Linked DNA regions of Homo sapiens: regions 1, 2, 4, 5 and 6 are each linked to region 3. A link is a loop called in an ENCODE intact Hi-C map of the cell type or tissue named here. Cell type or tissue: gastrocnemius medialis. All regions are shown on one strand.

What was found. Hi-C counts contacts between places; a loop is a spot of excess contacts. Peaks named below come from ENCODE experiments on the same cell type or tissue, not always from the same donor. Only the 100,000 strongest peaks of a DNase experiment are listed, where the experiment ranks them.
Region 1: a loop joins it to region 3, with 20 times the contacts of the local background. A loop is called at or near these places in 96 of 110 quality-filtered maps.
Region 2: a loop joins it to region 3, with 10 times the contacts of the local background. A loop is called at or near these places in 34 of 110 quality-filtered maps.
Region 4: a loop joins it to region 3, with 26 times the contacts of the local background. A loop is called at or near these places in 62 of 110 quality-filtered maps.
Region 5: it touches region 3 in a loop (6-fold over the local background); 4 of 110 quality-filtered maps call a loop at or near these places.
Region 6: a loop joins it to region 3, with 3 times the contacts of the local background. A loop is called at or near these places in 2 of 110 quality-filtered maps.

Annotation. Positions count from the first base shown.
Region 1 is chr2:98,383,214-98,387,213 of GRCh38, forward strand. It overlaps CNGA3 (cyclic nucleotide gated channel subunit alpha 3), which reads left to right. Exons shown (of 8, transcript NM_001298.3): 5 at 175-228. Among named protein-coding and RNA genes, the nearest start is that of CNGA3, 39 kb to the left of the region's middle. RefSeq lists enhancers at 171-748, 749-1,324. In gastrocnemius medialis, a CTCF peak has its summit at 2,066 (motif pointing left); a DNase peak (open chromatin) is centred at 2,038.
Region 2 is chr2:98,186,599-98,190,598 of GRCh38, forward strand. It overlaps VWA3B (von Willebrand factor A domain containing 3B), which reads left to right. Exons shown (of 28, transcript NM_144992.5): 10 at 1,377-1,531. Among named protein-coding and RNA genes, the nearest start is that of VWA3B, 100 kb to the left of the region's middle. In gastrocnemius medialis, no CTCF peak of the experiment used is centred here; no DNase peak of the experiment used is centred here.
Region 3 is chr2:97,804,654-97,808,653 of GRCh38, forward strand. TMEM131 (transmembrane protein 131) reads right to left here. Exons shown (of 41, transcript NM_015348.2): 20 at 898-1,050; 21 at 723-798; 22 at 435-552. Among named protein-coding and RNA genes, the nearest start is that of ZAP70, 93 kb to the left of the region's middle. In gastrocnemius medialis, a CTCF peak has its summit at 2,247 (motif pointing right); a DNase peak (open chromatin) is centred at 2,278; H3K27ac peaks cover 1,001 bases.
Region 4 is chr2:98,267,459-98,271,458 of GRCh38, forward strand. It overlaps VWA3B (von Willebrand factor A domain containing 3B), which reads left to right. Exons shown (of 28, transcript NM_144992.5): 22 at 3,224-3,425. Among named protein-coding and RNA genes, the nearest start is that of CNGA3, 77 kb to the right of the region's middle. In gastrocnemius medialis, a CTCF peak has its summit at 1,910 (motif pointing left); no DNase peak of the experiment used is centred here.
Region 5 is chr2:98,009,085-98,013,084 of GRCh38, forward strand. No RefSeq gene overlaps it. Among named protein-coding and RNA genes, the nearest start is that of TMEM131, 15 kb to the left of the region's middle. RefSeq lists an enhancer at 3,488-3,947. In gastrocnemius medialis, no CTCF peak of the experiment used is centred here; DNase peaks (open chromatin) are centred at 1,517 and 2,057; H3K27ac peaks cover 3,096 bases.
Region 6 is chr2:98,034,685-98,038,684 of GRCh38, forward strand. No RefSeq gene overlaps it. Among named protein-coding and RNA genes, the nearest start is that of TMEM131, 41 kb to the left of the region's middle. In gastrocnemius medialis, no CTCF peak of the experiment used is centred here; a DNase peak (open chromatin) is centred at 2,117; H3K4me3 peaks cover 457 bases; H3K27ac peaks cover 1,886 bases.

The DNA.
Region 1 (4,000 bases), 580 kb after region 3:
CACAAAGCATTTTGGCCTTGACAATACCACCCCGTATTCTTCAAGCTGTGAGTGCAAAGGCTGGAAGCAGTGGGATAGGGATTGGGGGGTGGGGCATGGTAATCCCCTGGTGAAATGGCCCCAAGGAATGGAAACAGAGTTCAGACCCTTGATGTTCTCTCTACCTTCCCGCAGCGCCTGGCCCCTGGCCAAATGCAACACTAACACCAGCAACAACACGGAGGAGGAGTAAGTACCCACACACCCAGCAGAGCCCTCCCCAAGCCCGGTGCCCTCCACCCCATAGAAGCCCCAGCTTGGCCTCTCTCCTTAGTGCTCCTGCTCCCCACTCCCAGAGCACCAGTAGAATATTTTAGAATCCTGTTCCCTTCGTTGGAATTCCATCCCTGTGGACAGAAGTCGGGGAGGGATGAGATCTGTGTGACTTCTTGGGGAAGTCGTCTGATCTCTTCGCCTCTCATTTTTCTCATCCATAAAGCAAAGGAATTGGATCAGATAAATGCTTTAAGCTTTAGCACTCTATACCACGATATATCTGAGGGTGCAGAACCGGAGTTCCTTGACAGAGCACTGGAGATTCTCCTTAATGATGAAAAGGCATTTTCTTATTCTACAACCTCAGGCTCTTGAGTGCCAGTGAAATGCCCTTGTTTTTGCTGCTGTTGTTATTGTTGTTTGTTTGTTTGTTTTTGAGATGGAGTCTTGCTCTGTCACCCAGGCTGGAGTGCAGTGGCGCCATCTTGACTCGTTGCAAGCTCCGCCTCCCGGGTTCACGCCATTCTCCTGCTTCAGCTTCCCGAGTAGCTGGGACTACAGGCGCCCGCCACCACACCCGGCTAGTTTTTTTGTATTTTTAGTAGAGAGGGGGGGTTTCACCGTGTTAGCCAGGATGGTCTCGACCTCCTGACCTCGTGATCCACCCGCCTCGGCCTCCAAAGTGCTAGGATTACAGGCATGAGCCACTGCGCCTCGCCTGAAGTTCCCGTGTTTTAAGGCCAATTTGGGCCAATTTTGGGGGCGTAATCAGAGCAGTGGAAAAAGGCAATTTAAATATGTCCAGAGAATAGCCTCTTCAAAGGGTGACCTGCTATAATTCCTTTTTCCATCACCAGATACTAAGGTGGCAGATTAGGGACAGCGTGGCACTATTCAGGAGGGGAAGTCTTAGTTGGAGATTAGGGAAAAAATACCTATATCAGTGAGAAATGCCGATTTCTTGACTTCCAACAGACAGAGAAATGTGCCAAGGGTTTTTCTTGTTATTTCTCTCTTTGTTCCTCAGCTAGAACTTTTTTCTATTTTCTCCATGAAGGAAGCATGTCTTTTGTTTGCATAAATTTGGACATCAAATCCAGAGACCCAAATGCCAGCCATAACGAAAAATGAGATGATTTTATCTACAAAGCAATAGCTATAGTGATATGTGTTTGACTTAAAGCCAAACCTGACACTAAACACCCTTGCAGCTGCAGTATCAAGTCTTTCAGGCAGGGAACGGCTCCAGATACTGAAACCATGGACAGAGGTCCTGGGGGTTTCTAGGCATCTTTGTCCTGGGGCTGGGGTGTGGGCAAGGATGTGGGTGGATAGCGTGGGCTGCACCCGGCTCTTCAATCTTTCAATAAATGGGCTCACTTCACTGGTCCACTTTGAAGCCAAGGACCAAGGGACAAAACTGGGAACTATCCCAAAATGAGGACACACACAAAATAATTATTTATGAACACCTTCCCCGACTCTTCACTCCATTTCTGTCATTTTCATATGGTCTCATTTGTCCTGAATAATTTTTCCCTCCCCCATCAAACTGTTCCCAGCCAAAACCAGCAGCATTTTGCAGTTCTGTGTAGGGTTCTTTTGGGGCAGTGCTGGGTGGATTTGGGGATGCAGCCGATGGTGCTGGGTCTTTCCTAGGCTCTCAGCAGTTTGGTACCCAGACAGGCCAAGGCCCGTAATCCAGGGCCACAAATCTTGCACAAGGCAAGCTGAGTCCGGCGTAAACTGCAGGGCAAAGCTCACCCAAAAAGCTTGAGGGCAGCGCCGTCTGCTGGTGACTTGACGTTAAGACTCCAGTGCCTGAAAAGAGACCAGGGTTCACATCACCCTGGAGGACAGAGGAGGGGTAACTTTCCTTGCTCTTTTCATTTAATGATTTTAATAACCTTTTATTCTAATTCACTTTATTGAAATACTCTTGCTGAAAACTTGGAAAACAAGAAAAGCACACAGGGGCATACACACACAAAAACTGCACTTCATGCTAACCATGGAATTCCACTATCAGAGATAGCCCCACTTAACATGTTGACAAATATACTTCCAACTTCTTCCTAGGCATATATATTGAATACTTAGATTGATACAATATATTTTATATATACATATACTTGTTAAGAGCATCTGTTTCCCAACTCAGTTGCCTCAGAGCTTTGTGACCTTGGACAAGTGTATTAGTCCATTCTCACATTGCTAGAAAGAAATGCCTGAGACTCGGTAATTTATCAGAAAAGTGGTTTAATTGGCTTGAGGTACTGCAAGCTATACAGGAAGCATAGCAGCTTCTGCTTCTGGGGAGGCCTCAGGAAGCTTTCAATCATGGTGGAAGGCAAAGGGGGAGCAAGGAGTCTCAAACGGCAGGAGCAGGAGGAAGGTGGGGTAGGTGCCGTAAACAACCAGATCTCAAGAAAACTCACTCACTGTCTCAAGCAAAGCACCAAGGAATTGGTGCCAAACCATGAGAAATCCACCACCATGACAGGGACACAGATTCAAACCACATAAGCTGGTTACCTAACTTCTCTGTGTATCTGTTTCCTGGCTTATAAAATAAGGATTGTAATAGGGTCTTATTACATGGTGGGAGTGAAGACTGAATGTGTTACTCTGTGAAAAGTGCTCAGAACAGTGCCTGGTACATAGTAAGTGCTCAATAAATATTGACTTGTGTGGTAGGCAGAACAATCTCCCCCAAAAGATGTCTACCATCCTAATCCTTAGAACCTGTAAACAGGTTACCTCATATGGCAAAGGGAACTTCGTAAATGTGATTACATTCAAGGTCCTTGAGATAGGTAATGATTTGACTTGGCTGTGTCCCCACCCAAATCTCATCTTGAATTGTAGCTCCTCTAATTCCCATGTGTCGGGACAGATCTGGTGGGAGGTAATTGAATCATGGGGGTGGGTCTTTCCCATGCTGTGAATAAGTCTCACGAGATCTGATGGTTTTGTAAAGGGGAGTTCCCCTGCACAGACTCTTTGCGTGCCGCCACGTAAGATGTGACTTTGCTCCTCATCTGCCTTCCACCATGATTGCGAGGCCTCCCAAGCCATGTGGAACTGAGTCCATTAAACCTCTTTCCTTTATAAATTACCCACCCTCGGGTATGCCTTTATTAGCAGCATGAGAACAGACTAATACAGGTAGGTTATCCTGGATTATCAGGGTGGGCCCACTGTAATCACATGAGTCCTTAAAAGCAGAAGAGTGGGTCAGAGAAAGTAAATGGAAGAAGAAGAGAGTCACAGTGTGAGGGGGACTCGACCCATCACTGCTGGCTTTGAAGATGTAGGAAGGGGACCTGAGCTAAGGAAGCCACAGCCTCGAAAGGTGCAGCCAGCAGGGAAACAGGGATCTCAGCCCCACAATCGCAAGAAGCTGGATTCTGCGTAAGATCCAAACGAGCAGGAATCAGAGCCCCGCCTAGAGACTCTGGGGGATGGCAGCCCTGTCAACACCTTGATTTTAGTCTGGTGAGATCCACAGTAGACTTCTGACCTACAGATCTGCAAGATAATACATTTATGTTGTATAAGTTTGCAGTAATTTGTTCCGGCAGAAATAGAAAACTGATCCAGCTATTACGGTAAACTCTTTTGTAGTCTGCTTCTTAACTTAGCAAAATATTAGGAACCGTTTTCCCACGTCACTAGCTCTTCTGAAACAGCGTTTTAAGTGGCCATGTAGAATTCACCGTTGAGGATGAGCCTGCATGGTCGT
Region 2 (4,000 bases), 380 kb after region 3:
CCTCTCTTTTCTCACATACACACATCTGATCTCTCGGTGAACGCTGTCGGTTCTGTTTTCAGAACGTGCCTGTCATTCAGGATCTGGCCACTTCTTACCATGGTCTTGGCTGCCCGGGGCCATGCAACTCCATGACCTTCTGGCTCTTTGCTTCTGCCCTTGGTCCTCGGCCGTCCAGTCTGCTTTACAGAGTAACCACTGTAAAGCTGTGAAACCCTAAATCAGACATGTTGCTGCTCTCGTGAAAGCCCTGGGAAGAGTCCTTTTTCACTCAGAGCAAAAGCCAGCTCATTTCCGACAGCTGTCAGGCTTTACGGGACCTGCTCCTGGCCCTCCTCTTCGTGTGTCCCGGCTTCTCTCACTCTCTCTTCCCTCTCTCTCTTTCCTTTGGCAATATTGGCCTTCCTAAAATTCGACAAGCATGCCAGGTGGACTCCCAGCTCAGGCCTTTGCTCTCGCTGCATCCTCTGACCTCCTCCCAGCCTCGCTATGGCCACACTCTGTTCCGCCAGGCCTTCTCTCCTAGCTCACTGTCTCTGGGAGGCTTTCCCTGCGAGGTTCTAACTTGTCCGGTCTCTCCCCTCTTTCTCTGCTCTCTGCTCTTCCTCCTTGCCTTCCTCCACGTGTCATCCTCTGACCTGATGTGTCATGATTTGCTTATTACTGGGCTCCCCTCCTGCACTGTGAGCTCCATGAAGGCAGGGGTTTGGTCATTGTGTGTGTTTGTATTCCTGGTGTCTTAGAAGGTCTCCTAAGAGGAGGAGCGCCGGTTGAGTGCCTGTGGGCCAAGTCATGGAGGTCCACTGAGGAGGGCTCGCTCCGTCTGTCTCAGTGGAGGGCGCTAGATGTGCAGTGGGGTTCTTGGTGGGAAAAGAGGATTCATGAGAATCTCAGTCCTGCCTCCTCCAGAATGGTCTCGCTGGCCGTCTAGTCCACTGTCGCTCTCTCTTCTTTACCAGGACTTTCCAGGTCCTTACTGTCTCAACCCAGTGCCAGGGACTGAGTATCTAATTCTCCACATTGCTATGTCTCTCTCTCTCTCCCTCTCCCTCTCCGTCTCTGTGTCTGTGTGTGTGTGTGTGTGTGTGTGTGTGTGTGTGTGTGTCGGTTGGGGGTGTCTCTATGCTGGAATCATTAGCTTTTCTGGGGCACACATGTGATCTCCTGTATCTTTCTGGCCTATGTTCATGACATCTAGTGCAGGGCTCCATAGGAAGCGGGCAGCGGAACATATTTGGTTGAACTAACAAAGGAATGATTGACGGTAGAGTGGAGTGCTAGGAGCCACTTGAATACGACAGAGCTTAAGGTGCCATCTGGAGGCTCTTCTCTTTGGACAGTTTCTGAGTGGCTTCTGTCCTTTGTCATCTCCTTAGGAGACGAACAAGAAGACAGTCCATGCAAAATATTGCAGCAGGTTTGTCCATGCTCCCTGGAAGGATGGGAGCTTGGTCCACGTCAACATTACCAAAGAGAAGTGCAAGTGGTACAGTGAGAGAATCCACACAGCCCTGGCCCGGATCCGAAGGAGGTTGGTGTTATTTGCAGGAAGTTACAAGTGGTCTCCTCGCTCTGGACATTCTCATCTGCTTGATCTTTTTTCCTCCCTTTTATTTTTAGTTGACACATAATGATTGTACCTATTTATGTGATACAGAGTGATATTTAGGTGTGTGTATACAATGTACAAAGATCAAATCAGGGTAACTCACATATCCATCACCTCAAACACACGTCGTTTCTGTATGTTGTGAACATTCAAAATTCTCTCATTTAGCTTTTTAAAAATATACATAAATTATAGCTGACCATATTGACCCTCCAGAGCTGCAGAATACCAGAGCTTGTTCCTCCTATCTAGCTAAACTTTTGTATTCGCTAACCAACCTCCCTATCCTCTCTCCCTACCTTTCTCAGTCTCTAATACAGTTCTACTCACTACCTCTATCTGCTCAGATATTTTTAGCTCCCACATATGAATGAGAACATGTGGTATTTATCTTTCTGTGTCTGACTTAATTTGCTTAACATAATGTCCTGTAGGCTCATCCATGCTGCTGCGAATGACAGAATTTTATTCTTTTGTATGGTTTAGTAGTACTCCATGGTGTATATATACCAGTAAAAGCTCAACTGAGACAAAGGGCCAACAAAACATTGTTAAGTCAAGGTTGCCATCTGATGGTTTGCTGATAGCCTTGTTAAAAAAAAGGTGGGGGTTGTTTGGATTCAGATCCCAGCTGCCTTGATGCCAGTGCAGTTTATTGAAAACAGCAAGCCAACGTGTGGCTATCACACTGGTCACACCTTGTGGTAGGAGGCTAAGGAATGCTTCTGTTTCATACCTCACATTCTTTTCTAGGCCACACGTGTATTGCCCAATGTGTTATACCTTTCTTCTGTACTCTTTAGCTGCCTCTCACAGATTTTGATATATTGTATTTCATTTTCAATCATTTCAGAATATTTTCTAATTTTCCCCATCATTTCTTCTTTGACTAAAGGGTTATTTAGAAATGTGCTGTTTAGGCTGGGCGCAGTGATTCACGCCTGTAATCCCAGCACCTTGGGAGGCCAAGGGGGTGGATCATGAGGTCAGGAGTTCGAGACCAGCCTGGCCAACATAGTGAAACCCTGTCTCTACTAAAGATTCAAAAAATTAGCTAGGCATGGTGGCGGGCACCTGTAGTCCCAGCCGTTCGGGAGGCTGAGGCAGGAGAATCGCTTGAACCCGGGAGGCGGAGCTTGCAGATCGCACTACTGCACTCCAGCCTAGGTGACAGTGCGATTGTGTTGTTTACTTCCCAAATATTTGTGGATTTTCCTGATAGCTTTTGTTACTGATTTCTGTTTTAATTTCACTGTAAACAGAGAAATACTGTGTGATTCAATTCTTATAATTTTATTGGGACCTGTTTTGTAGTACAGATTTTGGAAAAAAAAAATATGGTTTTGTTGGGTGGAGTATACTACAGGTATCAATTAGCTCAAGTTGGTTGAGAGTGTCATTCAAGTCTTTCATATTATTACTGATTTTCTCTAGTTGTTCTATAAATTATTGAGAAAAGAGTGTTGAAATCTCCAACTGTAGTCTTTAATTCTCATTTCAGTTCTGTTTTTTCTTCATGTATTTTGAGGCTCTATTAATAGTTGCATGTACATTTAAGATTGTTATGTTCTCTCGATGAACCAACTTTTTTGTAATTATGAAATGTCCCTTTTATATGTCTGGTAATATTCCTTGCTCTGAAATTTACTTTGATAGCAGTTTAACCGCCCTACATTATTTTTATTATTCTTTTTTTCTATCATTTCATCTTTACTTGTCTGCATCCTGTATTTAAATGGATTTCTTACAGACACAAGATATATAATTATATATGAGCATTGTTTTATTAATCCAACCTAACAATCTTTGGCTTTTAATTGGAGTGTTAAAATCATTTACATTTAATGTGATTATTGATTTGATTGGATTTAAATCTAAGATTTTGCTATTTGTTTTCTGTTCCCTTTTTACTGGTTTTTTGCCTTCTTTTGTTTGAGTATTTTTTATTATTACATTTTATCTCCACTATTGTCTTATTAGCTCTACCTCTTTGTTGTGTTTTGATGTGTGTGTGTGGCTATTTAGGATTTACAATATTTATCTTATCAGTCACCCTACAAATAATATTATATCACTTCATGTATATTACAGGAATCTTACAACTTTCACTCCCACTTACGCCCTTTCTATTGTTGTGCACTTCTGTGCATGCATTACACAATACATTCTAAACAGTCAATTGTCTTGTAACTAGATTAGAAACTAGAGTAGATGTATTTTATATTTAACCACATACTTGATATCTCTGTTGCTTTTTATTCCTTTGTATGCATCCACATTTCCATTTGGTATCATTTTTTTTCCACCTGAAGAAGTTTCATTCATATTTCTGGTAGTGCAGGTCTATTGGTGATGAATGAGCTGTTTCAGTCTGAAAAACTCTTTAATTTA
Region 3 (4,000 bases):
ATTCTTTTCACAATAAGAAAACAGACACTCTGGTCTTGTACCAAGTGCCTAGGTGGGGGTAAACCTAGAAAATGTTTCCCTTGCCTTTAACAGACATCAGTGGTAGGTAAAAAACTTTCTTTCCTATGCAAATGGATGAGTCTAAGGTGAATACTGTCGTCATCCTACATAAGAACAACTTCAAATATTTTCTTGGAGTGTAAGAAATATCTAAAGCACCACAGAAAAGAGAAAAATGACAGTATGTATATTTCCAAGCAACATACAGTTAAAATGGCAATTTAAGATGCCTCACTAATAACTTTCTGAAAATTAGGCATTCTTTCTTAGCTATAAAGCAAAATAATCTAACATAAGAATATAATTTAGAAAGCATTATGTTTCAATAGTCATCTTGTAAAGATGGCTAAAATAAATAAACATAAACCACTCACCTATGACCTGAATTTTCCTTTATTCCTGTCCATCCCTTGAACAGGCTTTGATGCAAATCCCAGTCAGCATCCCACATATCTTCCTGCATGGCTACACCAGGCTGCACTTTGGGTTCAGCTAAAACAAGGAAACATACTTAACCTGCATCTATACTCACTTGTCAATTTTCCTTCAAATAATTTCTATAGTAACAAAAGACAGCAATGTACTTTAAAAGTGGCGGCCTCTTACTAAAAGAGTATTTTGGGGGAAGTGAAGACATGAGAGAGAACAGCAAGGTCACTTACATTTGGATAGAAAAGGCAAGCCAACATAGCAATGATCCCCACACTGTAGTCCAGGATCAAAATAAATGTTTGCAATCTATAAAGAGGCACAGGAGAACCATGAATCCCAAATCCACAGGAGGTCATAAAACAAAATGTTAACCAATGGGAATTCTCAAATATAATATCTTCAAACCTTTGATTTTTTTCCTGGCTCCAAGTCTTCCTTATTGCCCCGTAATCGTTTATAGTAAAATCGCACATCTTCTGACAAAGATCGTATTTGCTGTATTTTTACCTTCTGTGAGAAGGAATTCATAATATTTAAACTTTGATGAACTATTTTCCCCTGAAGGAAGAAAGCAAAGAACAAACTCATTTGTATATGGTTAAATTTTCTTAAGATCACAAGTTTCAGAGTAGACAAGCATACTTCTAGGAAACCAAAGCCCAAAAGACATCTTAGAATGTTCATCAATTGATAATCTTTAAATTGTAATCAACAGCCAAAAAACCTCACCAAAAAACTTTTTTTTCTTGCTGTGGCATGTTACAGAAAAATCAGGAGGACAAATCTTTGCAATCTTGTGACAACTGATTGACGTTAACATTCACACTTTCATGTTAAGATACTGAGGATGCCAACAAAGGTACAAACAGAGATAGCTTTAGATAAAGGGAATGGTTACTTTCAGTTTGGTAAGCAAGGTTTGTTTACACCCAGGCAAGAATGCCCTGAAATCACTGAATTCTAAAATCTAAAGCCAAAGGGGACAAAATCACAATTTTTTTTAAAAGAAAGTCTCTTCATTAGGAAAAATATATGTCATTTGTATCAAAGAGAAATTACACATCTTTTGAAATTATGGGTTGTCAAGTATCTTATTAAAACAGTACACAAGCTGGGCACAGTGGCTCATGCCTGTAATCCCAGCACTTTGGGAGGCTAAGGTGGGTGGATCACTTGAGGCCAGGAGTTCGAGACCAGCCAGGCCAACATGGTGAAACCCTGTTCCTGCTAAAAATACACACGAAAAATTAGCAGGCATGGTGGCACACACCTGTAGTCCCAGCTACTGGGGAGGCTGAGGCAGGAGAATCACTTGAACTCGGGAAGCGGAGGCTGCAGTGAGCCGAGATCGTACCACGGCACTCCAGCCTGGGTGACAGAGTGAGACTCCATCTCAAACAAACAAACAAACAAAAACCCCAGCACACAAATAAAACTGTTAAATAACCAGCAATTGCTCTTACCAGTCACAAGCTTCTGTCTGTGACAGGGTACCAAATTTTAAATTAAAAAATTAAATAATTTACGTAATCCTCCAGAAGAATATTACAATCTTTCTTTTGGCTGAATACAAAATTTTACTTTTTGTAGATTCCTACTCATTTGAAGAGGTCTCTGAAATGATTAAACCCACTTTTTAAATATTTGGAATAAAAAATACAGAAGTGAAGAGCGTGCACAGGAAAAAGGGCGCAATGACTGTGACACTGAGGCCAGCGCTCCTCATTTACAGCCCAGTGAGGCTAAAACACCCGACAGCCAGCAGAGGGCGGGCATGCAGCTGCAATGCCGACAGGAGCCCTCGGGCAGTCACCGCACTTGGCGTACTTGAAATAACTACTTCCCTCGTGCCTTGTCTCTTGGGGGTGTGGGGGATCAAAAGAGCTCACAGATATAAATGCTGCTCTCACAATTCTATTCAAATATTAAGCTATGAGTTACATGAAATGTTTATTCTGAGGTATTGTTTCCAGTAAGCTCTAGTATTCTCCATCTGATAAAGAGATTGACAGGATTTGGTAATATAGAGGTAATTTAGAATTCCAAGCAAGTATCTGGTCCTGTAAGCCTCCTAGAGATATCTGAAAGCTTAATCTGAAGCAGTTCAAAACCAACCCCTCTAAATCTCATGCTGAAATGTGATCCCCAGTGTTGGAGGTGGGGCCCTATGGAAGGTGTCTGGGCCACAGGGGTGGATCCCTCATGAATGGCTTGGTGCGTTCTGACCTCGTAGTAATGAGTTCTCATGCCATTAGTTCACACAACCACTGGTTGTTAAAAAAGAGCCTGGCACCTCCCTCTCTTCTCTCTTGCCATGTGATCTTTGCACATGCCAGCTCCTCTTTGCCTTCCAATATGAGTGGAAGCAGCCTAAGGCCCTCACCAATGCAGACACTGGGGCCATGCTTCCTGCACAGTCTCCAGAACTGTGAACCAAATACACCTCTTTTTTAAAAATAAATCACCCAGCCTCAGGGATTCCTTTATAGCAACACAAATGGATCCAGACCAACATCTTGTTTTTATACACATGCTTTCTCATTTATTCCACTCATGGGGCTTTTCACTGTGTCATCTGCTGTCTTCTGAACTGAACTTTTCCCTGCCAGAGTTTACGCAGAGATTAAGGACATCATTGATTGAGAAGGTAATGGAAGGAAGAAACATGGCTCTTTTGGATAAATAACGAAGAGTTTAGTATAGTCAGTACAAAGTGGAATGACAGGAAGATGAGGATTTAATTAAGACCCAAACTTAAATGTGATGAAACTAGTAATTCAAAGTTTGTATTTTTAAGGAGTTAAATATTGAATTCAGGTTTTACTGTAAGGGTTGAGTATCCCTTATTTAAAATGCTTGGGGCCAGAAGTGTTTTAGATTTTTTTTTTGGAATATTTACATATATATAATGAGATATCTTGGGGACAGAACCCAAGTCTAAACATGAAATTCATTTATGTTTCATATACATTTATATGCATAGCCTGAAGGTAATTTTATACAACATTTAAAATAATTTTGTGCATGAAGCAAAGTTTTGACTGGAACCTGTTACAAGAGGTCAGGTGTAGAATTTTCCACTTGTGGTCTCAAAATGTTTCAGATTTGGGAACATTTTGGATTTCAGATTTTTGGGTTAGGGATGCTCAACTTGCATACAGCATTAAGATTTTGCAATGTCTTGTTTCTCTTAACCCACTACTGTCTCCTACCACTAGGATGTGAGACACTTTTACATCTGCCCTGGTATTCCTGAATGGACTGCACCATCTTCTTGCAAAAGGCAGCATCTTCTCCTGGTTTTCTCATTTGTTTTGTCTTTGTTCTCCAGGCTCAAACTCTAAGCCATATTCCTGCCTCCTCTACCCACCCTCCTCCCCATACTTGTTTCAGTTTGTATGACCTCTTTAGGATATAAGCACAGTTCAAATGATTCACCTGCAATGTCTCTTGCCTATGTTCCCTCTCCATCATTTGTTCCTTCATCCATACATTATGTACTAAGTGC
Region 4 (4,000 bases), 460 kb after region 3:
AAGGCAGAAATAAAGATGTTCTTTGAAACCAACGAGAACAAAGACACAACATACCAGAATCTCTGGGACGCATTCATAGCAGTGTGTAGAGGGAAATTTATAGCACTAAATGCCCACAAGAGAGAGCAGGAAAGATCCAAAATTGACACCCTAACATCACAATTAAAAGAACTAGAAAAGCAAGAGCAAACACATTCAAAAGCTAGCAGAAGGCAAGAAATAACTAAAATCAGAGCAGAACTGAAGGAAATAGAGACACAAAAAACCCTTCAAAAAATTAATGGATCCAGGAGCTGGTTTTTTGAAAGGATCAATAAAATTGATAGACTACTAGCAAGACTAATAAAGAAAAAAAGAGAGAAGAATCAAATAGATGCAATAAAAAATGGTAAGGGGGATATCACCACCAATCCCACAGAAATACAAACTACCATCAGAGAATACTACAAACACCTCTACGCAAATAAACTAGAAAATCTAGAAGAAATGGATAAATTCCTAGACACATACACTCTCCCAAGACTAAACCAGGAAGAAATTGAATCTCTGAGTAGACCAATAACAGGATCTGAAATTGTGGCAATAATCAATAGCTTACCAACCAAAAAGAGTCCAGGACCAGATGGATTCACAGCCGAATTCTACCAGAGGTACAAGGAGGAACTGGTACCATTCCTTCTGAAACTATTCCAATCAATAGAAAAAGAGGGAATCCTCCCTAACTCATTTTATGAGGCCAGCATCATTCTGATACCAAAGCCAGGCAGAGACACAACAAAAAAAGAGAATTTTAGACCAATATCCTTGATGAACATTGATGCAAAAATCCTCAATAAAATACTGGCAAAATGAATCCAGCAGCACATCAAAAAGCTTATCCACCATGATCAAGTGGGCTTCAACCCTGGGATGCAAGGCTGGTTCAATATATGCAAATCAATAAAATCTATTCTTTAAGTTCACTGATTCTTTCTTCTGCTTAATCACATCTGCTGTTGAACCCCTCTAGTGAATTTTTCAATTCACTTATTGTATTCTTCAGCTCTAGAATTTCTATTTGGTTCTTTTTTATAGTTTCTGTCTCTTTGTTGATATTCTCATTTTGTTCATGCATCACTTTTCTGAGTTGTATTTGTTGTCTCTGTTTTCTTTTAGCTCATTGAGCATCATTAACATTGTTGTTTTGAATTATTTTTCAGGTAATTAATATATCTCCATTCCTTTTTTTTTTTTTGCTTTGTAATTAGTATATTAAGGAGACTATATATTTCAAGAATTGCTTAAATTCTGATACCCAGATTTAAGCATGTGAACATATGAGACTCTTAAACATACAATTAAAGCTATTCATCATAATTTGCTATACTACCAACATTACTTTGGAGCGTAAGTCAAATGGTTTAAAGTAATCCTGTAACATACCTAAAGAACACCTTCCTATATTATGCATGCAAATTCTCCACGTAAAGGTCTTTTCACTTTAATTTCTATGTTACCCAGCTCTGAAGTCACTACTCAGGCTTATCATGGTCCACAGACAAGAAGGGGGGCAAATGACCAGGACTGGTCAAGAATATATCTCCATTTCTTTGGGACCAATTTCTAAAGATTTATTTTGCTCATTTGATTGGGCCATTTCCTCATATCTTTGTGTGCTTTTCCCTACATTTTTTATGCCTTATGATATTTAGTTGATAATATGACATTTGAAAAAACAGCTATCTCATCCGATTTTCACAAACTGGCCTCTTACAGGTGAAGGGCTTCACCAATTATCCCAGCTAGAGATTTGGGGGACTCTCTGAAACCTTTTCTGGGGATGTGTCTTCTCTGGGCTTGTGTGTGTAATTTCCCAGTGAAAAAGATTTGCCCGTTTCTTTCAGGAGCCTGTAATATCTTGTTCCCCCTGGTGTCTCTCTGAAGTACTGCAGTATCTCCAATGCTGTAACAAGCTGTGACACTCATTTCTGTTCTCAGAGGTCCCAACCTGACCTGCAAAATATGCCACTGTTCTCATCAGCATTCTGAATCAGGCAAGACGGAAACCTATTTCTTCAGAAGTCCCCCAAAACACAAGAATTTTGAATGTGCATTCCACTCTCTTCTCCAAAGGAGGAGCCAGGATTGGGGAGCTTTCTTCCAATTGCATCACATTGTTTTGGGGAGGAGGGGAGGTTAGGGCAGGCAAAATGCAACAAGCTTTCTTACTCTCCTTCATGCAGCTTTTCTTGGGTTTGTACTTGTCTGAGGTGCCACAACCTCTTCATTTGTTTCTGGAATTCTCGCAAAGGCGATTTGGTTCATATATTGTTAAGTCAGTGTCTCTGTAGGGGAATGAGGGCCTGGGTTTTTATTCCACCATCTTGCTGACATCATTCCAATAAGAATGTTTTGCTGTCTTCTGGGTACGAGTTTGTTTGTGGATGGAGTCCTGTGATTGTGCTGAGTTTAGACTGTTCTCTTCCAAAATCCAACATCTAAATAAATAAGTGATGCTTTCAGCAATAAGAGTGATAATCATGAATTGTTTTCTTTCTCCCTACCCATTCCATTCTAGCAGTGTCTGACTCAGAAGCAGCTCAGACTGGAAACAGAATCCAGGACCTGGGCCATCACACCACACTAGCTTCCCCTGGAGTCCCACCGCCTGCTTATCAGCCATAGAAAGTTTGGCTTCTGTTCTTTATGTATCAAAACAGCAAAGCCAAATAGTTTAGACTTATTTAGGCTTGCAAAGAGGAAAGAAGATAAAAATAGCTAAAATGAGCTAGTATAAGAATTACTGCACTGAGGCAAATATTTGGGTTTGTTTTGCTTTGCTTTGTTTTTCAGAGTCACTGCTAGGCATACTTGTGTGAAATCTCTTTGAAGCCCATGTTTGGTTCTGCCAGATGTCAGGCTCCAAATACGGAGAAAAAAAAATGCTGAAAATTTTATGTGTATCATACTTCTTTAAAATCAGATAACCTAATGAGGTAATAGGGAAAAGTGCCTACCATAATTCACAGAGATGGTTATTTCTAACCTTTGCAAGCTACCAAAGTCCTGATAGAGCAGAGGGCATGGCTATGATGCTGTCATCTGACACCTGACACTAGCTTCAACAGATGTTTCTCAGGGGAGAATTTCTTAGGAAACCATCTTACCATATTTTTTTATTATAGTCATTTTCTTTGCTTTTTGTTTCTTCCTCTGTTTGTTTGTTTGTTTCTTTGTTTTTTAGGTTAGATGCAAACAAACCAATACAGTACTTGGAAAACAAAACAGTTTTAAACCAGGCTTTAGAACGGTTGAATTGGCCCATTTCACTGAAAGAGCTGTCGATGCTGGAAAGTGAAATCCTAGCTGGGAAAATGTACATCCAGCAGGCCATGGAACTCCAGGAGGCTGCCAAGAAGAATTATGCAAACAAGGCCCCGGGAGAGGTGGGTGCCCTGGAGGTCTCTGTCTTTCCTCCCTCTCTGCCTATCCCAAGTCATTGCCATTCCTACATTGGCTTCCTTCTCTGTCTCCCACTCCCCGCCACACTGATTTCTAAAAGTGTTAGAGCCAATCCAGTTAAGGTCTCAGTACTTTTTTTCATCATAAAGGAAATGCCATTCGATTGTACTATGGACTTATTTTTAAAACAATACGTCTTTTAATTGAAAAAAAAAAGCTAAATAGAAGTATAATGTAGTGATTAAAAGCCTGGACTTTCACAGGAGCCAGACCAAGAACTAGCCGCAGATCTACCATCTAACCTGTGTGTGATTTTGGTTACTCAGTCTCTTTAAACCTCAGTTTTCTTACTTGTAAAATAAGAGTATTAATAGTATCCATCTCATAGGGTTGTTATAAAGAGAAATGAACATGTGAAGTGCTTAGTATTGAAAGCTCCCCATAAGTGTTAGCAATTTTTTTTAATAATCATTAATAAGGCAAACCTTCTAGAAAGAAAAATAATTTATAATCCGGTTGCCTTATTGCTACCACTTGGGAGCCTTTCCTTTTAGTTTTT
Region 5 (4,000 bases), 200 kb after region 3:
ACATTGAGGATTATTTTTTCTAATTTTTTTATTTTTTGAGACAGAGTCTTGCTTATTATTTTATTTTTTGAGACAGAGTCTTGTCGCCCAGGCTGGAGTGCAGTGGCACAATCTAGCCTCACTGCAACCTCTGCCTCCCAGCTCAAGTGATTCTCCTGCCTCAGCCTCCCCAGGAGCTGAGATTACAGGCAGGCGCCACCATACCTGGCTAATTTTTGTATTCTTAATAGAGACGGGGTTGCACCATGTTGGCATGTGCCACCATACCTGGCTAATTTTTGTATTCTTAATAGAGACGGGGTTGCCCACCTCGGCCTCCCAAAGTGCTGGAATTACAGGCGTGAATCACCACACCTGGCCAAGGATTATTTTAAAGCTTTTGCTTCCTGATTACTTTTCTATCTATAGAAGTTTGTATTTTAATGGGGATGTGTGAAAGAAATGCAGATATTTTAGAAGCTGTTTTCTCCCCTTATGTTGAATTGGGATGTTTTATGTGGGCTATATTATGAGAAAGTAAGGATTTAGATAAAATACTCAATACATGCATTTGAAAGCTATTTTAAATTAGATTTATTTTCCTTGTCCATTAAAAAGGTAAAGAGAACATTGCAGAATAATAGAAATTGTTTAATTAAAAAATCTCTTGATTCATAAAAGTTTCACAGCTACTGGCCCTACATCATGGTTAAGGCTTAGGCTCAAGCCTACAACTGCCTGAGTTGCTTTTTGTTTGGTTGGTTTTTAACTTTTTATTTTGAAGTAATTATAGATTCATGCACAGTTGTAAGAAATAAAAACAGAAATCCTGTGAACCCTTCATTCAGTTTCACCCACGGGTAATATCTTGCATACTACTGAACACTACTGAAACCGGGAAATTGACATTGGAACAATCCACAGAGCTTTTTCAGATTCCACCAGCTTTAATACATCCTGTGTGTGTGTGTGTGTGTGTGTGTGTGTATTTAATCCTGTGCAACTGTATCACACATAGATTTCGGTATCACACCACCACCACAATCAAGACCCAGACCTGTTCTATCACCACAGGACTTCTCATCCTACCCTGCTATGGCTTCAGCCACCTCCCTCCCTACCCCTCTGACCTGGAACCCGTTCTCCATTTTGATAATTTCGTAATTTCAAGAATGTTACACAAGAATGTTATGGAATTAGACAGTATGTGACCTCTTAAGATTGGCTTTTTTTTCTCCCTCAGCATAATTCCCCTAAGATTTGCCTGAGGTTTAATACTGACTTCCTGCCTCACTGGCTGTGTGCTTTTGGGCAAGTTATTTAACATCCCTGTCTCAGTTCCATTCAGACACAGGCCCGCCTGACCATGAAGTCTCATTGTCTACCCTCCACACACCTTCTGCTTCTCACTTGCAGTTGAGAGGAGGCCTTCCATAAGCCGTATTGTGTGTCTCTGTGGAATCTTGGAACATGATTGCGACCTTGAACTTCTATTTTTGTTTAGAGATGAGGTCTTGCTCTGTTGCTTGGCCTGGAGTGCAGTGGCACAATCAAAGCTTATTGCAGCCTCGCACTCCTGGGCTCAAGGATCCTCCCACCTCAGCCTTCTGAGTAGCTGGGATTACACGTGCATGCCACCATGCCCTGATAATTTTAAAATTTTTTTGTAGAGATGGGGTCTTGCAATGTTGCCCATGCTGGTCTGGAGCTCCTGGCCTCAAGTGATCCTCCTGCCTTGGCCTCCCAAAGTGTTGGGATGACAGGAGTGAGCCTCTGTGCCTGGGGGAGCATGCATTTCTAAACCTTTCCTCGACATTTTCGGATCAATGCAGTATAAGGAAAAACATGATTGGGAAATACTCTGGATAGTTTTAGGTATTTAGATTTTGTCAGTCTACTCTTTTGATAAGTAATTCAATATATGTTTACAGGAACATTGTTTTGAATGGGAGCCCATTTCTAGTGCTACCAGTTTTTATTTTTGGTCAGCTTCCCTTTCATCAGTGGGGATGCATACCCAGCTGGCAATTACGCCTCTTTTAGAGGTCATTTGATCCAGCCTTACACTGTGACAAGGCTCTGGGTGTACTGCTGAGGGAATAGTTCCCCTACTGTGCCAGTTGGCTGATTATCTGTGGTTATCCTGTGTATAAAGCATTTTTATAAGTTCACAGACCTCTCTGCTCAAATGTCAGGTCAACATAGAGGCCTCCCTGACCACCTCTAAAATAGCATCTGCCTCCTGTCTCTCTTCATTCCTTTTCCCTACTATATTTATCTTCAGAGCACTTGTCACCACTTGACACATTATATATTTATTTGTTTACTGTCTGTCGCTCACCTTCAAAATGTAGTCTTCAGGAGAAAAGGAACTTGTCCTGTTCTCTGCTTTTCTTTCTCTTCTTTCTTTCTTTTTCTTTCTTTCTTTCCTCCTTCCTTCCTTTCTCTTTCTTTTTCTTCTTCCTTCCTTCCTTCCTTCCTTTCTTTCTCTCTCTCTCCTTCCTTCCTTCCTTCTTTCCGTTTCTTTTTTTTTTTTTTGAGACACAGTTTCACTCTTATTGCCCAGGCTGGAGTGCAGTGGCATGATCTTGGCTCACTGCAAGCTCTGCCTCCTGGGTTCAAGCGATTTTCCTGCCTCAGCTTCCTGAGTAGCTGGGATTACAGGCACCCACCACCACACCTGGCTAATTTTTGTACTTTTAGTAGAGACAAGATTTCACCATGTTCCCCAGGCTGGTCTTAAACTCCTGACCTCAGGTGATATGCCTGCCTTGGCCTCCCAAAGTGCTGGGATTACAGGCATGAGCCACCATGCGCAGCCTCCTGCTATTATGTGTGTTGCCTGACGTGTTGCCTGACATGTGCCTGACATTTGTGTTGTCTCTGACATGTGGTGTTTATAGAACGAATGAATGAAATGAGGGAGTGAATGAATAAATTCTCCCACTGCTAATGGAGGGAGGAAGGAGCAATCTATACTTGAAGAAGTAGAAGGAGCAGGAAGGCCAGGCGCGGTGGCTCACGCCTGTAATCCCAGCACTTTGGGAAGCCGAGGTGGGAGGATCACCTAAGGTCGGGAGTTCAAGACCAGCCTGACCAACATGGAGAAACCCCGTCTCTACTAAAAATACAAAATTAGCTGGGGTGGTGGCGCACACCTGTAATCCCATCTACTCAGGAGGCTGAGGCAGGAGAATTGCTTGAACCTGGGAGGCGGAGTTTGCGGTGAGCTGAGATCACGCCACTGCACTCCAGCCTGGGCAACAAGAGCAAAACTCCATCTCAAAAAAAAAAAAAAAAAAAAAAAAAAAAAGAAGGAGCCGGAAGGTACTCAGGGTATGCCAAGATCTCCATTTGAGCCAAAGAGCAGAGTTAAACAAAGCTAACGACCACAGCGACTCTGTGGCGGGGATATATATGTACCAGTCCACAAATGTGCAAGGAAAAACAACTTCATTTTTCTATAAGTCAACTCAGTTTCTATTCTGAGGCTTGACTTTGACAGGATGAGGCACTTAATAGCTTTAGAGTTGTAGTCCTGCCCCACCTTTGCCCAGAGGTGAGGGGTCGGAGTTGAGGTGCGCCCTACCTGTGCTGGGGTGTAGTGTCTAGTTCATCCTCAGATGCTGAGACAGTGCTCCTGCCTCTCCACACAGGCCAGAGAGACCAGCACTCAGTGGCACCCTGAGCCTCGCCCACCAGGATTTTCCTTTCATCAGTTTTTCCTTGCTCACCCACTGGGTGCTATGACAAGAAGGTGCTTTCTCTACAGCTATCTTCTGCTTTTTAGCCATGGCTTCAGTTTCTGTTCTCAATTCCAGGGTAAGTTTCAGTTCTTTATTTTCATCCCTGATGTAAGACCTGATTCTGAGGTCTAATGATTTGGTAATGAAATGAGGTAGTTTTGCTTGGAGACTCCTACACTGCCCTTTTTTCATCATGAATGTTTTAGAACATTTCCTAACTAAGGCATTTCTTATTAGTATTCCTCCTAAACCAAGTACTTTGTTTCACTTAAATG
Region 6 (4,000 bases), 230 kb after region 3:
CAGCCCTGAGCTTACAAAATGAGGGGTTTATAGTGGGGAGGGGAGTTTGGGGGAGTCCTTTGGCATGGCCGCATCCCGGGGTTGTTTGCTGGTTAATTTTACCACATACTGCCTTGTGACGTTTATGGTAGAATTTACAGGAGGGTGTAGGTAAAGTTGGTTTATGCTTCCCACAACCTCCCACTGTGCGGTCCGATGGCTTGTAATTGGGGTTTGCTTATCGCAGCAAGGCCTGGTAGGTGAAGTCTGCTGGCTTCACCACGGCACCTAGATAAGGGCTTAGAAGTGTAACGGGGCTCAGGGGGAAGGGTGGGCGGCACGAAGGGTTGCAGAGCATAAGCGGGAGGAGTGGGCAGCACGGAGAGGTTTGGGGGAAGTGTCGGCAGTACCAAGAAGCTTTTTTGGGGCAGTTCGTCCCTAACAGAAATATTCTGCCTTTCCTAAGGAATTACTCACCTGGTTTGTAAACTTTACATATGTGATATCTTTGGGTAAGTTTTTTAGTTTAAAATACTTCTATCTTAGCCTGTTTATTTCTCTCTAACCTAAGTCCTTTCTTGCTGTCTTTTTTTTTTTTTTTTAGTTTAGCAAGGGTAATTTTAGAAAACGATTTCTAAATTAGAAGTAAAATTCTTAACAATAACTTAATAATAACTTTTTATTTATTTGAGACGAAATCTCGCTCTTGTTGCCCAGGCTGGAGTGCAATGGCGTGATCTCGGCTCACCACAACCTCCGCCTCCCGGGTTCAAGCAATTCCCCTGCCTCAGCCTCCCAAGTAGCTGGGATTACAGGCATGCACCACCACGCCTGGGTAATTTTGTATTTTTAGTAGAGACGGGGTTTCTCCATGTTGGTCAAGCTGGTCTCGGACTCCCGACCTCACGTGATCTGCCCGCCTCAGCCTCCCAAAATGCTGGGATTACAGACATGAGCCACCGTGCCTGGCAACAATAACTTCTTAAGTTTGGATCCTCTTTCAAACTCATCATTAAGAAAAACATTTTCAACCAAAAGCCTTAGACTATTGAAGCAAAGTTGTTTCCTAATTTGGAAAACTTGTTCTTGGAATAGAGAAGCCTTTTTCACATTGGAGAACTCACCAACACGAATTGTTTTGTTTTTAAAGGGGAGCACAAGATGCATCTCAAAAACATTATGCTGGCTAAAAGAAGCCAGACACAAAAGAGTATATTTATATGAAATTCTAGAAGAGTCTAAACTAATCTATAGTGACAAAAAGCAGATCAGTGGTGGCCTGTGGCTGGGATAAGGGAGAGGGCTGACTGCAGAGAGGCTAGAGGGAACTTGCTGGGGGAATGAAATGTTCTATATCACGATCGTGCCAGTGGATACATAGATGTCTACGTTTTCCAAAACTTATCAAAGTGCACATTTAATTCTATGTAAATTACACATCAGTAAAATTTAAAAGCAAGAACATAAATGCAACCTGGAGCTAGGATCTGACTAGACAGGAATTTTGAAAGAAATGAAAGTATATATATGTGTGTGTGTGTGTGTATATATATATATATATATATATATATGTATGTATATAAAATATATCCTCTTTCTGTTTTTCTTTAAAGAGTTTTATTGAAGTATAATTTATGTACCATAACACTCGCCTGTTTTAAGTGTACAATTCAATAGCGTAGTAAATGTATGGAGCTGTGCAACCACCATCATAATCCAATTTTATAGTGTTTCCATCACCCCAATAAAATCTTTCATGACCATTGGCTGTCAGTCCCCATTGGGCTAAGCAAGCACTTTTAATAGGCTGAGCTCATGTGCCAGGGAGCCTGTGCAAGACTCCAGCCTCCGTGGGCTCGGCTTTCTTTGGAGCAGCTTCAAGCACCGTCCCTCAGGGGCCCCACACAGGCAGGCTCTTCACCTGCTTGCAGTCACAGGTGTGATCTCTACTCTGTTCCTTGGGTCCCCAATGCACAGGGCATGAGGAAGACTGTGGCTGTCCTTTGGGGGCATCCTGCTGCTCTCTGCACCCAGCACTGTCCAGTCACAGGGCAGCAGAACCTCTCAGTCCCTGCTGTCCCAGCTCCAGGCCACCTGCTTCCCTTCTGTGACCAGGTTGCTACTGGACAGGGCTCAAGTGCACAGCCTCTTCTCCTGCCAGCTGCCTGAGAGCAGGCCCAGGAGGAGCCTGTCCTGCCTGTCAGCTGTTGCCTGGAGCAGTGACAAGCGCTGGGCTGAATCTCCCCGCAGCAACACGGTAGGTAGAGAGAACACACGCATGCTCGCAGTAGACTTGGAACAAAACTTAGCCCCACTTTAGGCAATAATTGTGTTTAATCTAAAAAGGCTGACACATACCCAGAAACAAGTGGTAAAGCTGCAACCTTAATCTTCGGAAGTCAACGGCAACCAGCTGGCAGGAAGGTGGAGGACAGATGAGTCTCCCCTTCCACACTCCCATTGAATAGTAAAATTAAGGGAAAAGCTCACGACTGACTTTTTAAGTACATCCCTGGGATTCTACTGGTAGAATTTAGAAATGAACAAAATAATCATAATTTACTTATACATAGACTATCACAATCTAAGAGTATGTGTAAGGAGGATGAGTTCCGTTGCAGGAGAGGGTTAGCTCTTGCTCTTTTAAGGGAGCTGATAACTGGTTTGCTCAGAGTTCTGAGCTATGGACCAGCTGTGAAGACTGGTCCGTCTTTTGAGAGCAGTGTGACAGGCTGAGTGTCCCTGGAGAGCTACTTTTAGTATTAAAAATAGGTTTTAAAAATCTGGAATGTTGGGGCTGTGTTAAGTCAGCCAACAAGCAGCTCATGGGCTTCTGGGCACATTCATGTTGCTTTTCTAGACAGTATAATAGGTCACTGCTATCAAGGCTGGTTATATAATTTTCAAGGACCAGTGCAAGATAAAAGCATGGATCTACATGCTTATAAAGAAGGAAAAAGGCTTGTTTCCTTTCCTTTGCAGTCTCTCTTTTTCTTTCTTGACCTGATAAGGCATTTTTAAAATTTGCTATTTAATATGCTCTTTTGGTCATGGTGGCATGCCCAGGCCCCCAGCAGGAGTGGAGGGCAGTGGCAGCTGCTGGTTGAGGGTAAGGAGTGGGCAACTGAGCCCAGAAAGGCTGGGAGGCAGCAGGAGTGGGACCGCATGTGAGCTGAGGCTCCAAGCCCCCCTGGAGCATGTTGCATTGGCCTTCACTAATAGAGCATAGATTCAAAGATCAAATTATTAGGAATTTCAACATGCCAGTTGCAAAGCACCAAACCCCAGGAGAGGCCCCCTGCTTAGCATGTGGTCCTGGGTGGCTGGCTCGTTGCAGGCTTAGGCAGCTGGCCCTGATGGCTATTTCTGTTTTATCATTTCTATGGAACCTCCTGCTGGCAGGATTTGAACCCAAATGGGCCAGGAGCCCCTGGGATGGCCAGCAAGTGTAAGCCTCTGAAAAGAAGTTGGCTTGATGCCAGCTCTCCTACTTGCTCCTTGGAAAACTAACTTAATCTTTATGAGTTTAACCCTCCTGTCTATAAAATGGACATGTAAATAGCTGCTTTTCAGAGATCTTGTGAGCAGCATCAGAGATATTGCTGCAGGCCTGTATGGACTCACTGTCAGTAATAATAATACATTTGATCAAATAACTTTTATGTTTTAACCCAAGAAGTAAGCCAGCTAGAGTTTCAGAAATTTCAGAAATAAGAAGAAAATACATATATTTACATTTATGATTTTATTATTTTTGGGTCTCTGGCATCAAGCCAAATGCCTCAGCACTATTTAGATATAGCGTTTCTCTGCCAGGTCTCCTTCTTCCTTTTCATTTATTTATTTATTTATTTATTTATTTATTTATTTATTTTTGAGACAGAGTCTTGTTCTGTCGCCCAGGCTTGAGTGCAGTGGCACGATCTTGGCTCACTGCAACCTCCACCTCCTGGGTTCAAGTGATTCTCCTGTCTCAGCCTCCTGAATAGCTGGGACTACAGGCGTGCACCACCACACCCAG